2 separate regions of the Homo sapiens genome follow, and region 2 is linked to region 1. A link is a contact called in ENCODE Hi-C or POLR2A ChIA-PET data. All regions are on one chromosome and are shown on one strand. Each heading gives the region's core, a stretch centred on a gene start or an enhancer-like site at or near the end of the contact. The rest is flanking DNA. Distances are from core to core; before and after follow the strand shown. Region 1 overlaps MLLT1 (MLLT1 super elongation complex subunit). Region 2 has its middle 2.8 kb from the start of TNFSF9.

Region 1 (4,639 bases), core at 109-2,608:
GTGCGGGGCGAGGTGCCTGGAGCACTCCGGGACCCCTTCGAGCTGCTCTTCTTCTGCTTCTTGGCGCTGGGCTTTGGCGAGTCGGCGGTGGCCGGCCGCTTGCTGGAAGCCCGGGGTGGGGGTGGGGGTGGGGGTGGGGGCCCACCCTTGGGGGACGTGCTTTCCAGCTTGGTCTCTTTCAGGGCCATCTTGGGTTCCTTGAAGGCAGCCTTGGGCGGTGGCGCCTTCTCCTCCTTGGGCAGCCGGCCCTCGCCCAGCTTCCGCGAGGTGTCCTTGGAGCTTTTGGCCTGCTCACGCTCCAGCTCCTTGGAGGAGCTCTTGCTCTCGGAGTCTTTGCGGGGCCGCTCCCGGTGCTCCTTGGTCACCTTGTGTGGCTTGGAGGTCTTGCTGCTCTCCTTGTTGGCGTCCTGCAAGGCCAAGAGCAGGGAGGGCAAGGGGAGAGACAAGGTCACGTGGCATTGCGGGGCGCCCTGCTCCGCCACCCCTGACCCCTACAAAGCATAATCCACCTGATTCAGCCTCAGCTAGAGAAACTCTTCCATAAAGCAAAAAGGTAAGGCAGTAGGTGAGAGTTTTACATGGAGCTGTCCCTTTAAACTACTAGGAAGTGTCAGCTGGTCCCCGGCAGCTGCAGGCTAAGATTCCCCTCAGAATTGAACTGACATTCCCTGAGGGATTCAAGAAGAGCACAGGGTGAGTCAGGCAGAGCATGGCCACTTCGCCCGCACCCGCCCGCCCTAACACCTCACAGCTGGGCCTGGGCAAGTCAGAGGCTGCGCTGGCACTGCGGGGTGCTGGCGGGCACTGGACGCAGCCCTGCCCCTCATCTCAGCCTCCTTCGCCCAGCACTCATGCTACGTGCGGGAAGCTCAGTGCTTCCTGCTCGGTCACTCACGGGCTTCCTTTCTGAGCCCCGTCGGCCCCTCTCCCCAGGACTCCACACCCCCAGGGTCCAGCCAGCTCAGGCCTGGCTTCGGGAAGCCAACTGCTGAGCGCCCACTGGGTCCCTGGGTCCCAGGTACCGCACGGAGCAAACAGCTCCCGGGCTTCTCAGAAGGGAAACCGCCTGGGTCGCTTTCCTAAAACACCGAGGACATTCCTAGGTCTCTGCCTCGGAAACCCCGGGGGTTTAGGGTGGAGCTGGACTCGGGGGCTGATCCCATTGAGGACAGAGGTAAGATGATGGCAGAGAGCAGCAGGACACAGGCCCAGGAGTGAGCCCAGCTCTGTGACCTGCACACCACAGGACCCAGGCAGAAAACCGAAGCCATCTGTGCCTGCTTCCTCGAGGAAGGGCAAGGCCACCACCTCACTGGGCAATGGCACAGGCCAGGCTGGCAGCGAGCACACAGTGTGGGGGCTGCCAGCACCATGGCTGAGTTGGCTCAGCCCGCGGCCAGCCTGGGCGCTGCTGCTTGTATGCTGTATGTTTCTGCCCTACACCCCATCCGATAGGCACACTGCCAGCACTCCCCACGGTGGGAGCCACGCCTTCACCTTCCCTACAGAGACCCTGTATCACCCCACGCACCCAGGAGCACTGAGCAGGCTTCTCTGCTGTTAGCCACCAGGGGCTCCACCCTTGCTAGGAAAGGAGCAGCGGCCAGCAGGTGCACGGCGGCCCCAGAGCCTGTCCAGACAATTGTGTACCTGGCCTCCCGGCACAGAAGCCAGCAGCAGCCAGATCCCGAAGGCCCTGGGGAGGGGCTCCGGGAGCAGTGAGAGTACCAGGGAGGAGGGGGGCCACGCTTCACAGATCCCCCAAAGACATGCGGGAGGGGCAGGCTGGGTAGAGGCCTCTGAAAACCACCTGAGTGTCCAGGGACAGACTCCTCCCAGCAAAAAACCACAGGGCAGACACAGCTGCTGCCCCATGGCCAGTCTCCTGGGCTGGCCATCTTCTTGCAAAGCCACAGCCCACATTCAGTGTCAAAGGCTCAGGAACAGTACCAGTGGCTGTGAGGCCTCTGCCACCTCCTTGGAGAAAGGGCAAGCCCTGTGCCCAGCCTGGCTCTTCCACCTGGGACAGCGGGAGTGCCCCCAGAATCCCCCCAGCTGGCCTGGGCCATGCAGGGCTATCAGGGGGTGTCCCCTTGGGAGCTGGGGTGTGGAATGGGGCTGTGCTCCACAGCAAGCTACTACCCAAGGAGGGAGGTGTGAGAGACTGCAATGCCACCTGCCACCCTGGCCTCTTCCAGCAGGGGACACACGCCCAGCTGGGCTGCAGGAGCTCAGCCGGGGTCACAGCCACCAAGGGCAGAATGAGAGCAAACTCCAAAGGCACGTCAGAGGCCCCTAACACAGGTCTCACTGTGTGCCCCTGGCCTGGAGTCAGCTGAGCCGCCATTGCCACCAGGGCCTGCCTGGCTAGAAGGAGTCTTCCCACACAGGAGCACAGGCACCCGACACCACAGGTTCTGAAATTAGGCACTACGATTTTTTTGTTTGTTTGTTTGTTTGCTTTTGTTTTGAGACGGAGTCTTGTTATGTCGCCCAGGCTGGAGTGCAGTGGTGCGATCTCGGCTCACTGCAAGCTCCGCCTCCCGGGTTCATGCCATTCTCCTGCCTCAGCCTCCCGAGTAGCTGGGATTACAGGCGCCCGCCACCACGCCCGGCTAACTTTTTGTATTTTTAGTAGAGACGGGGTTTCACCGTGTTAGCCAGGATGGTCTCCATCTCCTGACCTCGTGATCCGAATTAGGCACTAAATTTTAAGCATAACATGAGCACTCTCCAGGGTGAGAAGCCATCAAAATCACGTTTGCAAGGTTGTCTGCGAACCTCCACGGGAAAGAGCAACCAGGCCAAGTACCTGACATTACATGGGTGACACCTGGCTCCCTGCAGCTGCTGCCAGGCAAGGCTGTGAGAGGGTCCTGCCCCCTCTATGAGGCTGTGGTTCCTGCCTGCCACGCCACTCTTGGGTGGTGGCTGTGAAGTGGGGACAAAACCCCAGGACTGAGTCCCCTAAAGCTGCCGCAGCTGCACTCACCAGCAGTCCCCCGGCCTGGGGATTCTGATGGGCAAGGCCCCAAAAGGCCCACCTATCCCATCTCTCTGGGCTCAGGGAGCCCTGCTGAGGCCCCTCTGCTTGGAGCACATGGCCCGGCCACTCACTCTCCAGGCAGAGAGCCAGTGACCAAAGGAGGTCGCTCAGCTGGGGAAGAGGCCGGTTCATGGGCCTGTGCCACCCAGGGCTCCATGGTGGGGCCGACAGCTCATTCGCCAGGCTAGGGCTCGGGGCAGAGGGGCTTTCTCAGAATGCCCTCAGCAGACAAGTGCCTCGGCAGGACCCCATGCTGCCCGATGCTCCCCACAGATGCCGCCTACATCTCTCCACCCGGTAGCTGGAGAAGCCTCCAGGGACGGAGAGGGTGGAGCCCACAGGCCTCCTAAGCCTGGTGGATAAACTCACCAGCTGGGGCCTCCAGGGGTCTCAGAGACACTCCGGCAAAAGATACCACCAGCAGCCCCAGCAGACGCAGCCCCGCCAGCCCCAGGGAGGGCACCTCTCCAACCAAGAAGTCCTTTCTACGCAGGGTTTTAGGTGGCTTGAAGTGACCCGTACAGAAGAAATCTTGTTGTGGTAGCTGAGAGGGACACTGCCAAGATCCCCAGCAAGAGCTTTTCCTTCATTGAGCCTCCACAAGGCTCAGGGAGAGATAGGCCAGGAGGCCGAGTGGGGAGACCCCAGGGTTCCGTTTCCTACTCAGAGAATCTGGCAAGTCTGACGATTTCTAAGACCTGCTGGCCTTGGGGAAAGAGCCAGAAAGACCTGCCTGGGTGCTGCGGTTCTTCTCCCGCATGGCTGACGGTGAGTCTGTGAGGCAGCTGGAGAGCCCTGCCTGTCCTGCCTGGGATGGCTGGGCCCACACGCAGGGCCTGGCAGACAAGTGAGGTGAGGAGAAAGGAGAGGACCGGTGGAGAGATGTGTGGGTGGCAGGCACCGGGCAGCTGCCCCGAGGGCCCGTGCCGCTCAGCCTCCAGGAACGGCTGTGCTGAGTGGGCAGCTACAGAGGACTGGGGCGTGCTCAGGGGTTAAAGGGACACTGTGATGCCATCAAAGGGCTTTCTAGCTTGTCTTCTGAATTGCTGCTCAGGGATGGTTTAGAGAGAGAAGCCTCAGAAAGGCCGAGTGCCACCCACCTGACCGACTGGGCCGAGATGAGACCGTAAAAAGTTTCTTCCACACTGAAATTCAGCTGGCACCCACCTGGCTTCCCCTGCCCTTCCCCCACGAAACTCTGCAGTGAGCCATAGCCCGAGATGCAAAGCCTGGCATAGCCAAGGGCAGAAGTAGCCCCAGCTGCCCTCAGGAGGGTTGAAGAGGTGGGTAGCTGCAGCCTAGACAGAGACACTCTACCCAGCGGCCGCCCCAACAGCCTTCGGCGAAGGTCTCAGGGCTTCAGGCCGAGCAGTCCTGGGGCCCTGCCATCACTTGGCAGAACGGGAGAGGACTAGGCAGGGTCTCTGGCCTCAAGATGAACAGGGCAAAGAGCCCATGATCACGGGCTTATTCCTGAAATCCTAGGGAAGCGGCAGTGCGCAGCGAGGGGTGTGCAGAGAGCTCAAAGAGGAAGACGCCAAGGGAGCGAGCAGGTGCGGAAGGCCCAGCCCAGTGGAGGGAGGGCGCCGGGGC
Region 2 (4,866 bases), core at 855-3,354, 300 kb after region 1:
AGTTTCACTCTTGTCGCCCAGGTTGGAGTGCAAAGGTGCGATCTTGGCTCACTGCAACCTCTGCCTCCCGGGTTCAAGCAATTCTCCTGCCTCAGCCTCCTGAGTAGCTGGGATTACAGGTATGTGCCACCATGCTGGCTAACTTTTTTTTGTATTTTTAGTAGAGGCGGGGTTTCACCATGTTGGCCAGGCTGGTCTTGAACTCCTAACCTCAGGTGATTCACTCACCTCCGCCTCCCAAAGTGCTGGGATGACAGGTGTGAGCCACCGCGCCCAGCCCGTTTTCCTTTCTGCTTTTTTTTTTTTTTTTTTTTTTTGGAAACGGAGTCTTGCTCTGTCGCCAGGCTGGAGTGCAGTGGGGTGATCTCGGCTTACTGCAATCTCCGCCTCCTGGGTTCCAGCGATTCTCCTGCTTCAGCCTCCCGAGTGGCTGGGACTACAGTGCGCACCACCACGCCCATGTAATTTTTTGTATTTTTAGTAGAGACGGGTTTCACCATGTTGGCCAGGATGGTCTCGATCTCTTGACCTTGTGATCCACCTGCCTTGGCCTCCCAAAGTGCTGGGATTACAGGTTTGAGCCACCGCCCCGGCCATTCCTTTCTCTTAAGGGAAAAAAAAAAAAAAAAAAAAAAGGCTGCACGCCGTGGCTCACACCTGTAATCCCAGTACTTTCGGAGGCCAGGGCAGGAGGACCCATTCAGCCCAGGAGTTAGAGACCAGCCAGGGCAACATGGAGAGACTCCGTCTCAATTAACATATAAAATAAAATATCCTGTGTGCATTCACTTAGGAAAAAATGCAATAAAATAAAATAAAAAATAAGAATGAAAAAGGACCTGGCGACTCAGCAGCCCACCGAGGTAGCTCACGCCTATAATCCCAGCACTTTGTGAGGTCGAGATGAGCGGATCACTTGAGCCAAGGAGGTGGACTGGGCAATATGGTGAAACCCCATCTCTTCAAATAATACTAAATTAGCTGAGCATTGTGGTGCGCACCTATAGTCCTAGCTACTGGGGAAGCTGAGGTGAGAGGATTGCTTGAGCCTGGCGGTTGAGGTTGCTGTAAGCTGTCATTACCCACTGCACTCCAGCCTCGGTGACAGTGTGAAATCCTGCCTCAAAAAAATAAAAATTACTTAGAAAGGGCCAGGTGAGGTGGCTCATACCTGTAGTCCCAGCACTTTGGGGAGTCTGAGGTGGGAGAGTCACTTAAGCCCAGGAGTTTGAGGTTGCAATGAACCACGATGACACCACTGCACTCCAGCCTGGGCAACAGAGTGAGATGCTGTCTATTTTTTTTTTTTTTGAGACGGAGTCTTGCTCTGTCACCCAGGCTGGAGTGCAGTGGTACAATCTTGGCTCACTGTGACCTCCACCTCCCAGATTCAAGTGATCCTCCCGCCTCAGCCTCCCAAGTAGCTGGAACTACAAGCTAGTGCCACCATGCCCAGCTAATTTTTGTAGTTTTTTTTTTTTTAGTAGAGACAGGGCTTCACCATGTTGCCCAGGCTGGTTTTGAACTCCTGAACTTAAGTGATCCACCCGCCTCAGCCTCCCAAAGTGCTGGGATTACAGACGTGAGCCACCATGCTGGGCTGAGAACCTATCTTAAAACAAAAAATTGCTTCTCTGATTCTCTCTTATGGAAAGTGGAGAGGAGTTGGTGTCCCTTCTGCAATTTTTTTTTTTTTTTGAGATAGAGTCTCACTTTGTCACCCAGGCTGGAGTGCAGTGGCACGATCTCGGCTCACTGCAACCTCCGCCTCCCGGGTTCAAGGATTCTCTTGCCTCAACCTCCCGAGTAACTGGGATTATAGGCATCTGCCATCACGCCTGGCTAATTTTAGTATTTTTAGTAGAGATGGGGTTCACCATGTTAGTCAGGCTGGTCTTGAACTCCTGACCTCAGGTGATCCACCTGCCTCAGCCTCCCAGAGTGCTGGGATTACAGGCGTGAGCCACTGCGCCCGGCCTTCTTCTGCAAATTTATCTATGGCAAACTTCTGTATTTTAGCCGCCATCCACCACATTATTCATAGTTGAGGGGATTCACCAACGAGTAGGTCTTAGGGGTGGTGGAAATCTAAGGAAACTCACCTTTCCGTTCTGCTGGCTTGTAATTTTTTTTTTTTGGTTTACGAACAATTGCTCAAGTGTGACTACAGTGAAGTTTCAGGAGACAGTGAAAACAGAGGCTGGTTCAGTTTGTCATCTTGACCCGGAAGGGATGGTGTAAAGGGAGACATGAGTGGTGAGAAAGTGTCTGGCAGTTGCGGTTCTGGGGAAAGAATGTTCCAGGCCGAGGAATAGCAGATGCGAAGGAAAAACGTGGGCACAAGTGGCATTCTCAAACTTGCGGGGCCGTCGGAATCTTCTGGAGGACACCCCCTCTGAGAGTTTCCGGAGGTTTAGGCGGGGTGCTAGAATTTGCATAGCTAATTGATAGTGGCCCTGTTGCTGGGTCGGGCCTCACACGTGGAGTACCCAAACCGTATATAGGAAGTGTTTAGCATTTGGTAATGCTCCTTCAACACTAGCCAGTAACATTACTGTTTTCTCTGCAATCCCCCAGGGAGGCCCAATACAGGATCAGACACAGTGCTGACCTGGAAGATACTTGTTCTGTTGAATGAGAAGTCTACCTTATGACTGGGCACGGTAACGCATGACTGGCATCACAGTGCTGAGAGGCCAAGACAGGAGCATTGCTTGAGTCCAGGAGTTTGAGACCAGCTGAGCAACATAGCAAGACCCTGTCTCTATAAAAAGTAAAAAATTAAAAAAAAAAATTGGTAGGCATGGTGGTATGTGCCTGTAGTTCCAGCTATTCAGGAGTCTAAGACAGGAGGATGGCTTGAACCCAGGATTGGAGGCTGCAGTGGGCTATGATCGTGCCACTGCACTCCAGCTTGGGCGACAGAGCAAGACCTTGTATCTGAAAGCAAAACAAAAGTCCCTTTATTTTATGGGCTGTTGACTTCTGCTAGCAGAGGGATGAAAGGCGTGGTCTACCCTCCCATCTCCCATGGGGCTGGGAGATGGGAAGGGAGTTGGCCATTGTGGACCCACACTGGTCTGGGCAGACCAGGACTTCAACACCAGCCAAGGGCTTTCCCCGGGTCACGTCCCTCTCCATCTGGGAGTGCTTCCTCTTTTGGGGCCAAGTTTTCACCGCTTCTTGGCCCATCCTCCCAGCCCCGGATTGGCCGCCTCCAGCAGGCCAGAGCAGATGGGAAATGTGTTTCCTCCAACTCGCTCAACACTGTCCCTTTCTTGCAAGGGGAATTTCTCCACCTGGACTCTCCGAGCTTCTGCTTGTAGGGTCCCGAGGGGCTCCTGCCGGGAACCATCCAGTGGGTGGGTGGGGGCAGGCCAGGGAAGGCCCAGGGGTCCCGGGGAAGGTGGCCAGGAGGGCTGAGCATGACACTCAGGGTTCCACTGGGGGGTTGGGGATCAGGGGGCAGATGCTCCAGGAGTGAGGGTGGTTGAGGCTTGGCTGAAGCCTGACCCTTCTTAGGAAGTGCTGGATGTGGGGGAACCCGGGGGAGTCCTAGTGATGGGGGGCTAGGGGGTGCTGAGAGGAGGGGAAGGAGACAAAGAGAGACTAAAGAAGGAAAAGGAGAGAGACAGGGAGAGACAGAGAGTCAGAGAGAGACAGAGGGAATCAGAGACAGAGAGAAACAGGGAGAGAGACAGAAAGAGTGAGAGCCAGAGACATACAGAGACAGGGAGAGACACAGAGATGCATAAAGAGAGGGAGTCAGAGATGGAGAGAGACAGAGATAACGGAGCCAGAGATAGGGAGAGTCAGAGACAGAGAGAAAGAAACACACAGACTGACACAGATAAAAGAGCCAGAGACAGGGAGAGGCAGAGACAAAGAGAGATACAGAGACAGAGATAACAGAGCCAGAGACAGAGAGACAGAGACAGAGATAACAGAGCCAGAGACAGGGAGAGAGTGTCAGAGACAGAGACAGACACAGAGATAACAGAGCCAGAGATAGGGAGAGTCAGAGACAGAGAGAAAGAGACACAAGACAGACATAGATAAAAGAGCCAGAGACAGGGAGAGGCAGAGACAAAGAGAGATACAGAGACAGAGATAGCAGAGCCAGAGACAGGGAGAGAGTGTCAGAGACAGAGAGACAGACACAGAGATAACAGAGCCAGAGATAGGGAGAGTCAGAGACAGAGAGAAAGAGACAGACAGACATAGATAAAAGAGCCAGAGACAGGGAGAGAGACACAGAGACAGAGACATAGAGACAGAGATAACAGAGCCAGAGACAGAGTCAGAGACAGAGACAGAGAGAGCCAGACACAGAGACAGAGAGAGAGAGTCACAGCCAGAGACAGCGACAGAGATAACAGAAGCAGAGAGAGGGAGAAAGATAACAGAGCCAGAGACAGTCAGAGACAGAGATAGAGAGACAGAGATAACAGAGCCAGAGACAGATACAGAGACAGAGATAACGGAGCCAGAGATAGGGAGAGAGAGTCAGAGACAGAGAGAGATATATAGACAGAGATAACAGAGCCAGACATGGGGAGAGAGAGTCAGAGGCAGAGAGAGAGAAGACAGATAGAGAGACAGAGCCAGTGATAACAGAGCCAGAGACAGGGAGAGAGAGTCAGAGAGAGATACAATGAGAGACAGAGATAACAGCCAGAGACAGAGTTAGACAGAGAGATACAGAGACAGAGATAACAGAGCCAGAGACAGGGAGAGAGAATTAGAGACAGAGATAGAGAGAGACAGAGACAGAGATAATACAGGCACAGAGGCACGCATAGACATAAATTGGCAGAGAGAGAGAAAGATCTCTTTCCACCCACTGCAGAGGCAATCAACAGAGAC

The links. A loop is a pair of places that touch in the nucleus more often than their neighbours do. ChIA-PET counts read pairs that join two places held with the same protein, here RNA polymerase II (POLR2A). Pooled maps may share reads with other maps.
Region 2: POLR2A ChIA-PET joins it to region 1 with 22 read pairs in PC-3. The contact joins two enhancer-like sites. A Hi-C loop is called at or near these places in 3 of 37 single-sample maps with no recorded cell type and 4 of 50 pooled maps. POLR2A ChIA-PET finds 5 or more read pairs at or near these places in 4 of 52 experiments (A549, HEK293, PC-3 and 1 more).

Annotation. Positions count from the first base shown.
Region 1 is chr19:6,222,278-6,226,916 of GRCh38, forward strand. It overlaps MLLT1 (MLLT1 super elongation complex subunit), which reads right to left. Exons shown (of 12, transcript NM_005934.4): 6 at 1-407. Among named protein-coding and RNA genes, the nearest start is that of MLLT1, 55 kb to the right of the region's middle. Within about 2 kb of position 1,359, at least 9 of the 41 ENCODE cell types and tissues checked have a DNase peak (open chromatin) inside an H3K27ac peak, as active enhancers do.
Region 2 is chr19:6,525,812-6,530,677 of GRCh38, forward strand. No RefSeq gene overlaps it. Among named protein-coding and RNA genes, the nearest start is that of TNFSF9, 2.8 kb to the right of the region's middle. RefSeq lists enhancers at 2,203-2,432, 2,863-3,122. Within about 2 kb of position 2,105, at least 2 of the 41 ENCODE cell types and tissues checked have a DNase peak (open chromatin) inside an H3K27ac peak, as active enhancers do.